Linked DNA regions of Homo sapiens: region 2 is linked to region 1. A link is a loop called in an ENCODE intact Hi-C map of the cell type or tissue named here. Cell type or tissue: lower leg skin. All regions are shown on one strand. Links, peaks and the distances in the headings refer to the core of each region. The heading gives the core; the rest is flanking DNA.

Evidence for each region. Peaks named below come from ENCODE experiments on the same cell type or tissue, not always from the same donor. Only the 100,000 strongest peaks of a DNase experiment are listed, where the experiment ranks them.
Region 2: it touches region 1 in a loop (19-fold over the local background); 17 of 110 quality-filtered maps call a loop at or near these places.

What each region holds. Positions count from the first base shown.
Region 1 is chr6:168,963,771-168,972,110 of GRCh38, reverse strand. LOC105378146 (a long non-coding RNA gene) reads left to right here and starts at 7,729. Exons shown (of 4, transcript NR_136250.1): 1 at 7,729-7,853. LOC105378145 (a long non-coding RNA gene) reads right to left here and starts at 7,735. Exons shown (of 4, transcript XR_943300.3): 1 at 7,644-7,735; 2 at 6,759-6,914. In lower leg skin, for the core only: no CTCF peak of the experiment used is centred there; a DNase peak (open chromatin) is centred at 3,650.
Region 2 is chr6:168,898,061-168,906,400 of GRCh38, reverse strand. No RefSeq gene overlaps it. Among named protein-coding and RNA genes, the nearest start is that of LINC01615, 260 kb to the left of the region's middle. In lower leg skin, for the core only: no CTCF peak of the experiment used is centred there; DNase peaks (open chromatin) are centred at 2,610 and 5,130.

The DNA.
Region 1 (8,340 bases), core at 318-8,317:
AGGGGATCTTTGTTACAAAGTGGCAAAGAAATTTGCTGGGTTGTGTTCATGTTCTAATGTTTTGTGGAAGGTAGAACTTCTGAGTGTTGGAATTGGATATTTAGCTGAGTGGATTTCTAAGAAAAGGATTGAAGGAGTGGCTTAGTTCCTCCTGACTGATTACAGTAAAATGCAAGAAGACAGAAATAAAGATTGAATTGTTAACCAAAAGGAACCAGATTTTGAAGATTTGGAAATTCTAAACCTGTACATATTACAAAAATAAAAAAGCATGTCAGGAAGAGAGCACTCGAGGTGGGGCAAGCTGAGTATTTGACACGAGATTAGTGTGGATATGAGCCCTGGACCTAGTCAACCACACTACCAGGACAATTGCCAGTTTTTAGCTGAAGGGGACAGAAATGGAACAGAATGCAGGAAGACTGCTGAACTTGCAATCACAGAATAGGGCTATAGAGCGGTTTAGCTGCCAATGTGCACTGTACGTCAAGCAAAGGAAAGAATGACCCAAATAGTAATTCAGAGATGACCAGGGCTGCCTCTTCAGTTTTAAAAGAGGGGGGATATTACCTGGGTCTTAAGAAACAAAATAGCCTACACCCAATGCTGTGGAGATTAGGTCACCTGCAGCCTAGGGTCAGGGCCACCACACATCGGAGTCCTGGGGGCATGGCCCCTGCCCAGCAGAGCTGTGCAGACAAGTGTGCTGCCCCAGTGGACCAAAAGTTGGGCCTCTACTTCACCAGGTCCTGCTTGGTACCCATCACTCCATTTTTGTCTCCTGTTTGTCCCTTTTGGAAGGGCAGTATCCATGCTATGTCTGTTCCACCATTGTGTTTTGTAAGCACGTAGCTTATTTGGTTTCACATGTTCATAGTTGGAAAGAAATTTCGCCTAGGATAAATTCTACCTCATGTCTCACCTAAATCTGACTTAGAGGTTATGTAGTTGAAGCTTTGGACTTTGGAATTTAGAGTTTCTGATACAACAAGTTCAGATTTTTAAAGCAGTTGAGATGAAATGAATATATTTTGCATGTGAGAAGATGTAAAATTTGGAGGGACAGGGAGAAATGCTATAAACTGAAGGACTGTGTCGCCCTAGAATACAGATGTTGAAGCTCTAATCCCCAATGTACTGGCATTTGGAAATGCAGCCTTTAGGAGGTAATTAGGTTTAGATGAGGGCATAAGACTGGAGCCAAGCCCCCATGATGGGATCAGTGCATTTGGAAGGCAATGAAGAGATCAGAGCTCTCTCTCTTTCTCTCTACTGTGTAAGGTTACAGAAAAAGGCACCCCTTTGCAAGCCAGAAAGAAGGCCCTCGACAGAACCTGACCATACTGGTGCCCTAATCTTGGATTTCTGGCCTCTAGAATTGTGGAAAATAAATTCATGTTTTTGTTATAGCAGCCCAAACTGGCAAAGATTGTGCATGCGTGTGTGTGTGTGTGTGTGTGTGTGTGTGTGTGTGTGTGTGTTGGGTATGTCTCCCTAACCCAATCTAGTCTCTCTCAATTTGTGTTTATATAGATACATCTCCATGATCTGTCGAAATCACAAGGGCTGACCCAGTTAATGGCACTAAAGGCTCTTCATGACCTGGTTCCTCCCAAACCCTTGAATGCCAGCTGCACCACTTATTGCCGTGCTGGGCTCCACTGATCCAATCTGCTGTTGACCTTAACATCCGATGCTCGGTGCTTTCATCACTCTGTCTCCACTGTCTGTAATATATCACCTCTTTCAAAACCTTGATAACTTCCTGTCACACTCTATTTTCCTATAACGCATGCTCATTACAGACTCATCAGTGAAGGTATATTACAGCCCATGATAACTTCCTATCACACTCTATTTTTCTATAACGCATGCTCATTACAGACTCATGGGTGGAGGTGTATTATAGCCCACCTGAGCAGGTCATTAAAGCCGCATATTTAAACAGTGAACAGCAGACCTCTTTGCTCCTAGAAGTAAACTTTTCATATTTCCCTTTTCAACTTGGAATATATATGATAATCAGGTACAGGGATTCTTTGCCTTTTAGCTTCCTCCAATATCCTTTCCCTCTATCTTTAAAATTTCTATTTTTCTCTTACGCAGTGCATTTTAACTATCTCTTAATCTAATACAGGTTCCAAATGATACTTAGGAAGCCTCATAGTCATAACAAAATGCATCAGTGATAGAATGATTTTTAAAATATCAGTTATTTTCTTAGATATATTCACAAGTCACTTCCCTTTTTTTTTAAGACATGGGAAAATATACTATTTTATCTCCCAGGATGATAGAATTTACTAAACTACCTAGTGACGATTACAGATAAAGCTAACTGATCACATAATTCTTATTTCAAAGATTCGTGTAAGAAAGGCCTTATCAAACCAGCGAATTAAAAAGTGTGCAGTATTACTTCAGAAATGGTAACCTTGACATGAAAACTGGATGTGTTCATAGATCATACATTTTACAAAAATAAAACAAAAAAATTAAATGACATCAAAAAACAAAACATTTAAAAACAGAAAGAAAGCCAAAGGGGCCCAAGGAAGAAACAAAAACAAAACAGGACTCAGTGGAAGATACTCAATAGAAGATAACAGTCTCATCTTTTATTCTCATTTTTGGAAGAAACTTTGGGAGGTGGGTTTGATTTCTCTCTTTGCCACTTGAGCCACTTGCAGAGCCATTAAAACTATGGTCTAGTCTAAGGATAATCAGTTCTCAATGAACTTTTGCAAATATTTTATATGTAAAGCATATAGTCATTTTTTCAGGGTTGAAGTTTGGGAATATTTCTGAGTATGTCTGCATAGAATATTTGTTTTTAATTTTAATGATAATTACAATAAACTAACCAAAAAGGATTATTTCTATTTAATTTAAAGTTGTGTGTATAGAAGTGTGTCCATGTGTGTGAAGAGAGAAAGAGATACCATTAAGATGTTTTAAAAACTACACAGCAGTCTGTGAGCTTCTATCAGTCTTGTGCAGCACTTAGCTTCTTCAAAAATGCCAAAGATGAGGTAGAAAATCCACCCCTATGTCCATTCCATTCTAAGCATAATAGGTATTCTAAACTTCTGCCATCATTCTTTAAGGCAACATTCAGTGGGAATACCTGTATGTTGTCATTCTTTAAGCATTTGGTAGCACATTAGTTATGCTAGCTTGTAAGTTATAGTAACTTTCGTCATTTTAGTTCTAATCAAGTAAAAAGGTCAGTAAGTATTTAAAAATAACTTTTCAAATAGAGATAATTACCCCATCGTAAGCGTCCATATTTAGAGAAACAACCTCAATTCCACAATATGTGAGGAAAGCCTACTATGAATGAAGCCCCAGGCATTTTTAATACAAAAATGATTTGACAATACAAAAACATATTGCTCTGGACTAAAGGACTATATTTTGTGTCACTGAGTAGTTTCCTCGCCAACCATCAAACTTCAACTTAATTTATGTAGTAATAATATCTACATAATATCAGTATTTACATAAACTTTTAATCATTTGTATGAAGATACATACATGACCAGGCATGATTCACAGACACGCATGTGCCGATGCATGAGTCACCAACACGCGTGTGCCGATGCCTGAGTCACCAACACATGTGTGCTGATCTATCTGCATTCTGTCACCCAGTGTCTCCTCAGTGAAGTCAGCCAAGTGAGTAGAAAGGGGAATGTCACGTGTGACTGGAGAACAGGGTGAAACTAATTGGTCCCACGTGATGAAACCGCAACCTCAGCTTTATCACCATGGTGACCTAACAAACGGAGTTACAGCCACAGCTGCTTTGGTAAATACTGACACACTCATGCTCATCGATAGTTATTTAGAGTCTATTTTAATAGAAAGCAACACTCTCTGTTATTACCTGCCAACCTCACAGAGTCTAAAGCTACTAACATTGTACAGACAATTCAAAACGTATTAAATTTTGCTCAGTATTCTGAGTAGTAAACATAAAACAAGATGAATAGAACCATCGCCTATATTCATAGTCAGTTTTATTATATACAATTTTTAATGTTAGTATATGCTCTTACGTTGTGCATTGATATTTGAAAACAATACATACTTGTAATGTTTGATTGTGGAAATAATAAAAAACATTAAAAGAAGAATGAATATACAATAACTATCCTTATCTATGAGAATATTCATGAATGGTGAAAAGAGAAAGGCATTGTTGAACTGATTTAGACAAGAGAAACACTTTGTAGATTATTAGAGAGCCTTGGAAGTTCCAGGGGACAAAACACGGGTCTCTCAATCATGGAAGCAGCAGAAGAGGCCTTTTAAAGAATATTAGACTCTCCAAGGTCAAGGTAAGTTCAGCCAGGCTATTAGCAATGGTGGACATGGTGGGATGGATTAGAATCTGGAAGATTACCAAATGAAACAATAATTTGTTTATGCTGAATATTATCCATGGCACAAAATCAACTTTATGGAAAAAGGAAAAAAGAAAAAGTCAGTGAAATAGAAACTGAAAAACAGAATTTGCACAGTCTTGCTTATTCTCATGGTGTGTGGAATTGAGGGCCTGATACAGCTGAACCTGGCCTCTTTCTGGATCAAACACTCTATGATGAAAATATAATAGACCGGTCCTTCCACTGGGGCCACAGTGGGGAAGTGGAAGGCTTGAGGCTGTCCTCAGTGCAAGCGAGCTCATTCTTATAAAAGTAACAGCATAGCACTGGTTCAACATGACTTTTGGTAAAACCTGATGATAACTTCCTCATTTTACTCCACAGACACAGAAAAGAGCTCACATTCTCTGGAAATCAGATAAACACAAAACAAAACATTAGAGTATTCCAATTCCCTTCTATATACAATGTTTTATACACCATTAAAAATTCAGAGGTGTGCAAAGTGACATGGGGCTCATGAACAAGAGGAAAAAAAAAGGACACTAACAGAATGTTCTTCTGGTTCCAGAATTCGAGCTAGCAAACAGAACTTTGAAGATAATTATTATAAAGATATTCAAGTATTTTTAGGGGGAAAAGGAAAGAACAAGTGAACAGATGAAGAATGAGAACAGAGAAAAGCAAGTTAGAAAAAGGAACCAAATGGAAATTCTAGATCACAAAGTTATAACATCTGAACTCCAAAAAATACATTGGATAGGCCGGACCACAGAATGGAGAATGCTGAAGAAAGATGATTAAATTTGAAAGTCTATCTGTAGAAACTATGTAAATTAAAGCTTAGAAAATAAAGATGAATAAAAACTGAGCTGTGTGCCAGTGTCAAGAGGCCCAACAGGCATGTAATCAGGTCGTCAGGAGAGAGTAGGGAAGAGAAAACCATCTGAAGAAAGAAAAGTGGAAATGTCACAAATCTGATGAAAAGCAACGGACAGGTACAAGACACTGAAGCCCCAAGGGGATAGATGCAAAAAAATCCACACCTATGCACATCATAAACTGTGAATACACTATCTTTCCTCCACTTTCTCCTCCACCTGGGTAAAAGTTATTCTAAATGTTGCATAAATCATTCCTGCTTTTTAAATAACTTTGCTGTATATATGATTTCTGGGTAATTCATTATTCAGTTGGTTTTTGACTAACAAATAAATGTAGATATACTATACACATTCTTCTGGAACTTGTTTTTTACTCATTTGGTTTTTGAGAAACATCTGAGATAAGTACACCTATAGTTCACTAACTTTCCTTCACATTTAATGTTCCATTTTATGACTGCCCCTTTTAACCATGTCATTTGTGATAGTTCCACATTTCTGCTCTTGCTGACATTGCTTTGCACATTTTTGTGTTTCTGGCAACAAGAACAATAATTCTTCTCAGGCAGCATTTTTCAAATTAAGAGTTTGATCCATTAGTGGATCATTAAATACATTTAATAGGTGGTGAAAATATTATTTAATTCAATAAATAAAATTCAGTGGAAGAGAAGGGAAGGGAAGACAGCAGAGAAAAGAGGAGAGGGGAGGAAAAAGAAAACAATAAAAATCAGATTGCATTGCACAAAGTAAGCAAAATTAATGTTTTGTGAAACTTTTATATAACTGTGTTTTGTCTTATGATATTAAATGTTTTCTGTTTTTTATCATTAAAAAAAGGTTGAAAGCTGTGAGTTGAATTTATATACTTTGGAGTGGGATTTCTAGCTTTCAGTAATGCCAATTTAGTTAAATAAACTAATTTGGTTAGATAATGCAAGTGACTTTGCTATGTAATGGTATCAATTTACACCCATAAGAGGTGTGTCTCAGAGCTTGCTTTGTCTAGGTTCTCAACAACTATCTTGTAGTTACAATAATAAAGCACTCTAATAATAACAATAACTATTTTTTACTAACTTCCAGAAATTTTCATGAGTGAGTTCACCTCTTTGGGTCTGTTTCTTCATCTGCAATAAGTAAAGTCTGCAATATGAGAATTTCTAAAGTCCCCGTGTAAAGTGTTTTGATTACAGAACACTTGTAAAAGAATCATATTGTCATTCTCAGGAAACAGCAGATGTGACTACTGGAGAGAAGGGCTATTGTGGTTTCATTGTTGTAACCATCACATAGTAGTCATTCAATTTGCCTGGATTAAATGAATGATTATGTGCTTTCCACTTGGTAAATATTTAACATATAAACATAGTCCTTTCCCTGGCAGTGGGAAAGGTGCCAGCTGAGCTTATCATTATCCTTGATCTGATTCAGTAACAAAGGTTTGTAAAACTTGCCAGTTATACATATGTTGGGTACTTACTGAATGCAGCATAATTCACTAAAATAAGCAACTAGTAGTTTCTTGTGACCATTGAACAATTCAAGTGACTTGAAAAATACCGATTTTCCACCAACTGCCAGATTGCTTAGGATTTCACCATGAAGATTTGGCTTGAATACAGATGAGTGGATAAATCTAGAAACACATTTATGAATGGAAAACAGAAGGATTATGATTGTGAAGCGAGGAGAAGGCTCATCACCTTGCTCCAGTGCCTGGCTAGGCTGTGTTACGCGTGCTGTCCACGATGCAACTGGAGCGGGCAGTGCCTCTCTCCCAAGCATCCTCACCCCCAGAGCTCTGTGTTCCGCAATGATGGGCCCTCTCTTTGTTCTCCACCTTCAAAGTGATTCACTCAGCTATATCCTAAAAGTACAAAGTCACCCAGCTCTGTCTAAAAATGCTTGAGGCTTGAACCGCCTGTTGGAATGCTCACTTTATTTGTGAGAGATCACGTTTATTGAGCATTCTCCTGTGCCATTATAAACCAACCAAGGAATCAAGAAACCATCCGTGAGTGAGGGTCAGAGCCTTGTCAGGAGCCGTTTCTGGAAGATGTGAGGGTGGCAACGTTGCATTTGCCAATGATAGTTTCTGTTCAGATGGCAACTTTGCCTCAGTATAATCCCAAATGACATGTCCAATTTCCCTTTCTCAACTCTTGAGTTTTTCCAGGGAGAAAATGTGGTTTTGCCCTTCTTTTAGAAAATTGATGTTTCTGTGCTTTTGCTTTGCTAGTGCATCTGAAAACATATGGACACTTCTGGCTAAAAAAAGAAAAGAAAGTCTTTTCTGATTCATTTGGCTGAAACATGAATTTTCCAAATTCAGTAAAAAACCCTTTTATGAGACACTTTCATCTACCATAGATTCCATTAGACCACGGAGCAGATCTTCTCCCGGGACACACAGTCATGCTGTCATCACAATTCCCAGTGTTCCGGAATGCTAGACACTTCCTGACCTTTACGTCTGATACATTCTTTGAGAGAACTTCTCCACCGACCCCGTCACCTGGATTGGATCACCGACCTCTCCCAAGAGGGGCCTGGCTTCCTCCTCGCTGGGGAAACGGTAGGGAGCTCCCCTAGGTAAAGCCTCTAGGGAGAGTGGCCAGGAGCCGGGTCAGGAAAGGCTCTGGTGCCCAAAGGGCTGCCCGCAGAGGCTGAGGTCCCTGCAAGTGCACAGGGAGGAGAGGTGAGATCAGATTCCAGCCGAGTCAGGCTTCCATGTCAGACTGCGTGTGTTTATGCAGAGGTGCAACTCAGGAATTACTGAGGAGAAAGTACAGGGCCAATTTAACCTCCTCTGAGAGACCTCTAACCCTGCTCATCACCACTCCTCGCTAAAAAGGGCCCTCTCCAGGGAAGAACCCAGAGGGAGAGCGGGAATTCTCCTCCCCTTGGAGGAAGAGTGCTTCCTCTACCCTTAATGTATCAACTGACAACAATTCAAACAGAAGGAAACTAGGATGTGACAAATAAAGGAAGCCTTTTCATGCTCTATGTCCACTGGCGTCGGGCAAGCCCCGGTGGAAGTCCAAGGAAAAGAGTCTAAGACC
Region 2 (8,340 bases), core at 156-8,155, 66 kb after region 1:
CATAAGTTCCTGTCTCACCTTTTCTCCTTTGAAATGCCTGCTAAAGGTCCCTGCCAGAGGCTATACTTCCCAGCCTGTCAGAAGGAGCACCTCGTAGGCTGTAACCCTCTGTAAGAAATAAAGTTGGCTTTCAAAATTTATAGACCTTATCATTTTTAAGTTGAAAGGCATGTGGCACAAGCACGGTTGGGGGAACTCATATGAGACAAAATTCTGAGATGCAGCAAGAGTGTCCCCAGATGTAGAAGTGTCCCCACTACTCTGACATAGTTCTGTTTCATGTGATTGTAGTGACTTTGAAACGTCTTGACATAGCCAGGCAGAATGACATTCCTCTGAAGCCACCTTTCGTATGTGTCTTTTTAAGGTAGACCACAAGAAAATGTTTGTTTGAGACTTGGAAGATGGAGAGGAAGCAGCAGCCATTTAGTAGCTCACACCCTTGCAGCTGATCCGCTGACTCACTGCATCGGTGTGAAGCAGCAGCTGGTTCTGCAACAGCTTTTTTTTTTTTTTTTTTTTTTTAAACTGGATTCTCTCTCAGCTCTTCTGACTTCAGGCTAGATATGTGTGTGTAATGCGCTAGCAAAAGGGCAGCTTCTGCAGGAAGCTCACACCAAAGTCAGAGGCAACAGGAATGGACATGGGTTTCAGCCCATCCCAATGGGATTCCAGTCAGGCTTGTGATTGTTCCTTCCTGAATGCCTGGCTTCTAAACTTCAGGACCCGGTGTCAGGTTCAGCCTGATAACAGCAGCCTGACACAGGCTGCTTTAGGAGTTCCCACAGTTGTGTAATCCAAGTCCCTATAGCCAATCCCTATATATGAATATGTACGTATATAAGTATATACACAGGGACAAACACACACACACACACACTGAGTACGTACTGATGTGGTTTTCTGCATTCATGTTTTTAAATGCCTGGTGTTCTAACAGAATGCTCATGAGTGTGCACTCGTCCTGGCTCCTATATTAACTGACTGTGTGTCTTTGGCCAAGTGACTTATCTTCTCTGAGTCTCAGTTTTCTCACCTGTAAAGCAGGAATAATATTTTCTCCCATAGAGGTAATCATGAGATAATATATGTAAAGTTCTTAATTTAGCAATGGACTTACAGTACCCAATTTGGTAGATACTGTTTTCTTCAGTATCTTTATCTTCTCCATTAGACACCAGAAAAGTATGACCTCAGAAAAAGTGCATGATGATGACACTTTAGAAAGCAGAAAATAAAATCCAAGACAGAGAGGAAAAAAGGGTAGCCCAGAGTCTGAGGCATGATTGTGGTCAGGGTCCCTCAGCCTTGGGAGGGGAGAAGCAGCAGAGTCAAGGCTGGGTGTAGGCAGCAGGGGAGGCACACAGGAGGAAAGGAGGGGAACCTAGGCGAGGCCGGGTAAAGCAACGGAAAGAAATGTGAGGTGATCACACGTCTGCCTTAGGCTAGCCCAGAATACAGAAGCTAGCATGAGGCTGACCTCATTATCAGATGGTATTACTGATCACTGTCCATTACCTTCATTTCTTAACGAATAAAAATTTTCTTAACAAAAGTTTAAATACTTAGTGTTCATTCATAATGTGTAGTTGTATTATGAGCCCAAATTGTTTATGATAATTTTTACAAAGATTCACATTTGTCCTCATTTAGAATTCATACAGAGCTTCCTGATGTGCAGAGCTCACACCCCACTTAGGCCTTGTTTGTTAACTGAATAATAGTCATTTTCTGTTGCACAACAGTTAACCGCTAAGAAAAGGCATGGTCAGGCTAATTCTTTGACTGTAGCTCTCTATTCATTTTATGGTCACAACCATATTCCATGATCATCTGTTAGATTCAAAACATGAGGAACTCAAGGACCCAGTGAAAATTACCTTCACATCCCCGGCCATAACCCAGTATGACAGGACATGTGTTTAACTGAATTATAAACCATCAAAATGAAACAGCCGAAAAGTCAAGCTATTAAGAATGGGGCATTTTCCCCCGAGAGGAATGGCTCCATTTAGAGTTCATTTTGTTAGTTTATTTAGAAAATACAAAAGTGCTTACCTGTGTATACTGCCGCTTGCTGAGGAAGGTTCCAGTCTGAGGACCTTTAATACCTTCTAATGGAAGCGAGTTATTTCACAGAGGAACTCAACTTTCCCTGCAACATGCAGTTCCTCCCAGTGAGTGAGGGCATTGTAGGCCCCGGGTGCAGGAGGTGACGCTGGCCCTGCTCCCTTACCACGGCCCCTGGTTAGCTCCTGTTCTGTCTTTAGTCTCCTCTCTGTGCCTGCCCCCACCCCACTTCTCGTCCCATTCACTTATCCCCCCCGGCGCATTTCAGATGTGTGCTCGGAGATGCATATTTACAGGTGGGGTATGCAGTGCTGTTTATTGTGAGTGTGTTTATTGATTTATGTAAACAACTTTTTGCTATGAGGTATATCCTACTTTTTATTTTCTCACTCAAAGCTACACTTCTGAGATGTGCCACGTCACTGCTGGGATTTGTCTCTTAGCTGTGTAGCATTTCCCAGCAATGGCCGTGCCTGTGACATTGCCATCTGCGTGACAGTGAAGACATGGCAGGCTCCACTCCCTGCACTACAGATGCACGATGTTGGCATTGTCACTGAGCTCCCAGCATGGGGGTGCAACAGTGTCGCAGCGTGGGGCAGCGGAGTCAGTGTGACAGTTCATGATTCAATTAAGCACATTTGTTGTCATAATCTGCGATGGCTGTGGATGTGGAGATTATTTTAAATGGGTCCTCAAGGCTCTCATAATATTTTGAATCTAATAAATGATAATGAAATAAAATAAGAATGTGCCCATAAAATAAACTGAGAGCTATTGCCAAGGGATTAACCTAACAAATCGACTGCTTTATTTACGTGCTTAATTCTACTTAGCACTGGTGCATTTCTTTCCACAATGACTCCGCTAATGACAGGACCGCCAAGGGCACCTGAAGTCCTACCTTGTTGCATTAAATCATTATTCAGTCACCCCTTCATACCTTTCATTGACCTGAATAGCAGCTGAGCTCCTACTACAGGCGTAGTATTGTTTTAGACAGGAAGAACCAGGGACTAGTGAGATGAACAGGACCTTGTAAGTATAAAGTGTACATCCTCGTGGGGAGACAGATAATTCACCTAGACAAATAGTCAAGGTGATTTCAGATAGTGGTGATACACTATGAATAACCAAAATGGGAGAAAGATTAGAGAACACCTTAATATTTGTTGAAAATAATGTGGGGGCTGCAATGATTTTGCTGATTAATTCATTCCAGGAGCAGGTGCTGGCCCCTACCGGACATCAGCCCTCAAGTGCCCTGGGGGTTTCCGTGGCGTGTGGAAGTTAGGTGCCCCTGTCCTCAATGGGGGTAGGAAGGTTCTACTTTTAACTCCATTGAAAGATGCAAAGGAAAATGAAAGGCTGGCCCACGTAGAGGGTCCTCAGAATACCCCTCCTGCCATCCACATTGTGGAAGGAGGGAGCACTGGGGCCCTGGGATGCTCCATGCAGCTCCCATGGGTCTTTGGTGAGTCCTCCCTGGGCCCGTTCTCTCCCCACTGCTATGCAAAGGCCTGGTGAGCAAGAACCCTGGATGATACCTCCCCAGTGCCTCCATTTCCTCAATGCTCACGTCTGGCTTCCTGCCCTCGGAGATGGGGACTGGTAGGGCCTATGGCTCCTCACTTAGAGCATGTAGGCACAGAGCCAGGTCCCTGAATAAACCAATTCCCTGGACTTCTGCATTCCCAAAAGGCCAAGTGCACCAGGCCCCCCTGAGCACACCTGAGCCTCCAGGCTCTCCGTGGGTAGTCCCCTCCCCGCCTCCTCACCCTGCATCACCAAGCATGAGGCTCACCACAGGGTGGGAATGCAGTGAATACCACTGGATAGAGGTACTGAAGGATCTTATCACTTTCAATCATCACAGGTGAGGTTTAGTGCTGGGAATCCTGAGTTCTACAAAAGGCTTAAAACATCAAGAGAAAAAGAAAGAATGACACCCTCAAAAAACATGAGCCCAGGTATTATTAGCGTCTAGCCTCCAACAAGACAGCAAACTAACACAGGTTACAGGGAAGTTCCTCCAAGTTCAGTCCTGGAGACGTCAGATCGCTGAGAAGGAGGTTGATTGGTAAGGAACAAATGTCAAAACTATTAGAAACGGTTAGGGAGATTGAAGGTGGCTGAATCCTAGAACGTAAAAAATAAATTGGATTCCACCACATGACACCTGGTGAATGCCAGATCCATGAAAGCCCTAAATGTGAAAGGTAAAAATGTTAAAGATGGTATAAGAAGACGTGTAAGGATATCTGTAAGTTTGGGATAAAAAGACTTTTTAAATAATATGCCAAAGAACAAAAGTTAACATAATTGATACATCAGAATTAAGGATTTCTTTTAAATGAAGGACAGAGTTAAGAAAATTAAGAGAAGTAGTGCAACAGGAGACTGTTCTCCAATGTATAAAATCCACGAGGGGTTCACAGACGGAGCAGATCAGCGCTTAACAGAGAGTGAAACTGACCGGCCAGCAAGGTCCAGTCGCAGTAGGAGCTCCAGAAAAAGGAGGTTCCCGTCTTCCCTCTTGTTCTTCCCAAGGGCCAAAGTGCCTCAAGCATGACATTTTTCCAGGACAAAGATGAGCTGTTTCAGGAAGGAGGGCAAGGAGCATTGCAGTGCAGCCCAGCTTGGATCCAGGGAAAATTCAAAGATAGAAGATTAAAGTCCGCAGTCTCGCCCCCAACGAGGCATGGAGACCAGTGAGCCGGGAGCTCAGGGCAGGTGGTTCTGTCTGCCCCCGGCGCTGCCCTGGCGTAGACACTCAGGTCAAAGCACCCACCTTTAGGGCCAAGTCTTACTGGAGAGAGGCTACTCATGTGGAAGGGTGAGAAGGTGAAACTGTGATAGTTTATTAAACAATTTCAGAGTGGGGTTGGAATTTCAGAAAATCCTTTGAAGAAGAGGAAGGAATGGCTCCAGCTGTGAGGAAGCGCATGTTCCCAGCCTGAAGAAGAGCGTCCAAGTGGTGAGTGGGCCAAGGAGAGGCCGCGGTGTCGCGTCGCGCGAGCTTGCGGGGGCAGAGTTTACTTCTTCCTTTGCCAGTTCGAGGATTCACCACGTTTGTCCTTTGAAGATCGTTTGTGATTCATTCCGTGTGACCACTCTCACCTGCTGGTATTGTTTAGTTACAAATCCAGACAGAGTCAAGACGCTTGACGAACTGAAAACACGATGCAAATCCCGTCATTTCCAGACTGTTTTTCCAATGTGCAATTATGCGACTGGAGTCAGACAAAAACAACCTAGGAGCCAAGTACTGTTTCTCTCTGTGTCTCATCTCGGGCCTCCCAAGTCCTGGAGCCGCTTTTTCTCTCCTACTAAATGTTTAATTCTGATACCCTTCAAAACTCAGTCATGTAGTATCGCCCTAGGTCAGCGTTTCTTAACGGTGATCCACTAACCAGGATCACCTGGGGTTCCGGCTTAAAATAAGGACTTCCAGGCCCTACTTGGTAGCTGGTATATGAATTTCTAGTATTGCCAAGAACAAATTACACAACTTTATTGGCTTAAACAACACAAATCCATTGCCTCGCCGTTCTGGAGGGGGAAAGCCAGGGACGGAGGTGCCAGCCAGCAGGGCCGCACTCCCCCCAGGGTGGGGAGAGAGTCTATTCCTTCCTCTTCTCACCCCTGCTTCCCTCTTCTCACTCCTGCGGCTGCCAGCATGGCTGCACTCCCCCTGGGGTCAGGAGGGAGCCCCTTCCCTCCTCTTCTCACCCCTGCTTCCCTCCTCTTCTCACCCTTGCGGCTGCCAGCAGGGCCGCACTCCCCTGGGGTCAGGAGAGAGCCCCTTCCCTCCTCTTCTCACTCCTGCTTCCCTCTTCTCACCCCTACTTCCCTCCTCTTCTCACCCCTGCTTCCCTCCTCTTCTCGCCCCTGCTTCCCTCCTCTTCTCACCCCTGCAGCAGCCAGCGTTCTCGCACTGGTTTTTCTCAGCACATGGCCTTTGTCCTCATATTCCCTCCGCTTCTCTGGGTGTCTAAATCCCTGCCTCTCTTTTATAAGGACACTGCTTATAAAAGGACCCAGGATGACCTCATCTCAAGATCCTAAACTTAATCCCATCTTTCCAAACAAACTCACATTCCCAGGTTCCAAGGATGCCGGCCTGCACGTTATCTCTGGGGTCACTACTTAGCCAATTATACCTGGTGAACTGCAGATTGAAGTAAGGGAAAAGAAATCACCAGAAATATGCATTAAATTGAGAAGATCACTACCAGGGTAATTTTATGGACTCCCACGGCTTTAAATCTCATCTGTGTGCTGATTCCAAAAGTTCTCCCTCCAGCCCAGAACATACATTAGAATTCCCAAATCATATATATTCAATCACCTATTTGTCATTTCCAACTAAAATATCTTACCAGCATTTGAAACTCAATACACAAAAAGTGTACATCTTCAGGTTGTTTTTCAGAAACCACTTTCTCTAAGAGTTCTAATTTCAATTCACCATCCTGCAGCAAGTCACATGAGCTGGAAATCCTCATGGCGTCCTCTGCATTCTGCTCTCCTCCAACCCACCATCAGATCACCAATGTTTCCTCCAGGACACCCAGCTGGCAATGAGGAACAGAAGATGACTCTGAAGCCGAGCACCTGTCTCCCTAACCTCTCTATCTGTTCCTTCTATGCTGGCTCAGAAGTGTGTTGCCTTCTACCTGATCTTCACATTCAGATGTTTTTAAGGATTCAGCAAGGCACGCCTTCCCAGAGCATGTTTTGTTTGTTTGTTTGTTTGCTATTTTGAGACGGAGTCTCGCTCTGTCACCAGGCTGGAGTGCAGTGGCGTGATCTTGGCTTACTGCAACCTCCACCTCCCGGGTTCAAGCGATTCTCCTGCCTCAGTCTCCCAAGTAGCTGGGACTACAGGTGCGTGACACCATGCCCAGCTAATTTTTTTTTTCAGTAGAGACAGGGTTTCACCATATTGGTCAGTCTGGTCTTGAACTCCTGACCTTGTGATCTGCCTGCCTCGGCCTCCCAAAGTGCTGGGATTACAGGTGTGAGCCACCGCGCCTGGCCCCCAGAGCGTATTTCTTATGACACAACCCACTGAGCCTGACTGGGTTCTTGAACAGCCAGGAACTTCCATATCTCCACTGCCCTAACCCGAGTCCAAGTCACAAAAACCTGCCGCCCACACAGCCTTAGCTTCTCCCAATGAGCCCCCTGGATTCTTCTTTTGCCCTCTCTTCCCCTCTTTAATCCGCTGGTAATTCAGGTCACAGTTATCTTTTTACCTATGAATTATGTCAGCCACTCCTGACTATGCTGTTTCAACGTCTCCCCATTGCAATGTATAAAACCCAGGCTCGTGGCTTAACTTGGTCTGCAGTACTCTACATGGCACCCTTTCCTGCTTTCACTCCTACCCCTTCCATATCACTGTCGCCTGATTACTAAAATCCATCCACACTGGCTTCGTTCAGTTATTTTGACATGCTGAAAAATTCTTTCTTATCCTAGGGAATTTGGCACAAGGTTCCTTATACCTGGAATGTTCTGGAATGTTTACTTCTTAATTCTTCAGTTCCTTAGTGAACAATTTCTTCTCATCCTTTAAATATTAGCTTAAATATTACTTGCACAGCCAGACATTCTACAAACACACTCTCTAATGAGTTTCTCTATTATTAGGGCAATTGTATCACAGTTTCTTTACTTCATGACGTACAAGTTCTTGTAATTATGAATATACTTGTTTACATGGTTATTATCCAAGCAGTTAATAAATCATTTTGAAGGAATGACTGAGTAAGTGGTACATTTGCCACTATGAGCTAAGCTTAGTCTTCATGACAAAACATAAGAGTTGGTGAATAGCCTGTGGGACTAGAAAATGTGAAAGTGTTTCTTGTAACCAAGTAGCCAGTGTTTGTAGAGAACATGTGAGAAACTTCCCTCTCTATAGATGGGCACAAATGTATTTCAGTTTTAATAGATGTTTAAATATATTAATTGTGTTAAGTCACAAATTGATTATGAAAAGCCTTAATATGAACATTAATACTGATCAAGCCAAAAATTAACCTAAGGAATGAGTAGAGATGATTGGATCAGAAGAGCCTGTCATACGAACAGAGATCACATGATGTCTAAGAAAGAAGAGAGAGGATCTTTTTATTGAAGATACATTGAAAGGGTTTTTGTTTATAATGATGGCTGAAAGGCTCCCATCAGAGCCTATTCACCTTGTTTGAGATAACAGCTATGAGTTTTCTTTTGTAGTTGTTCTTTTGTAGAACTACT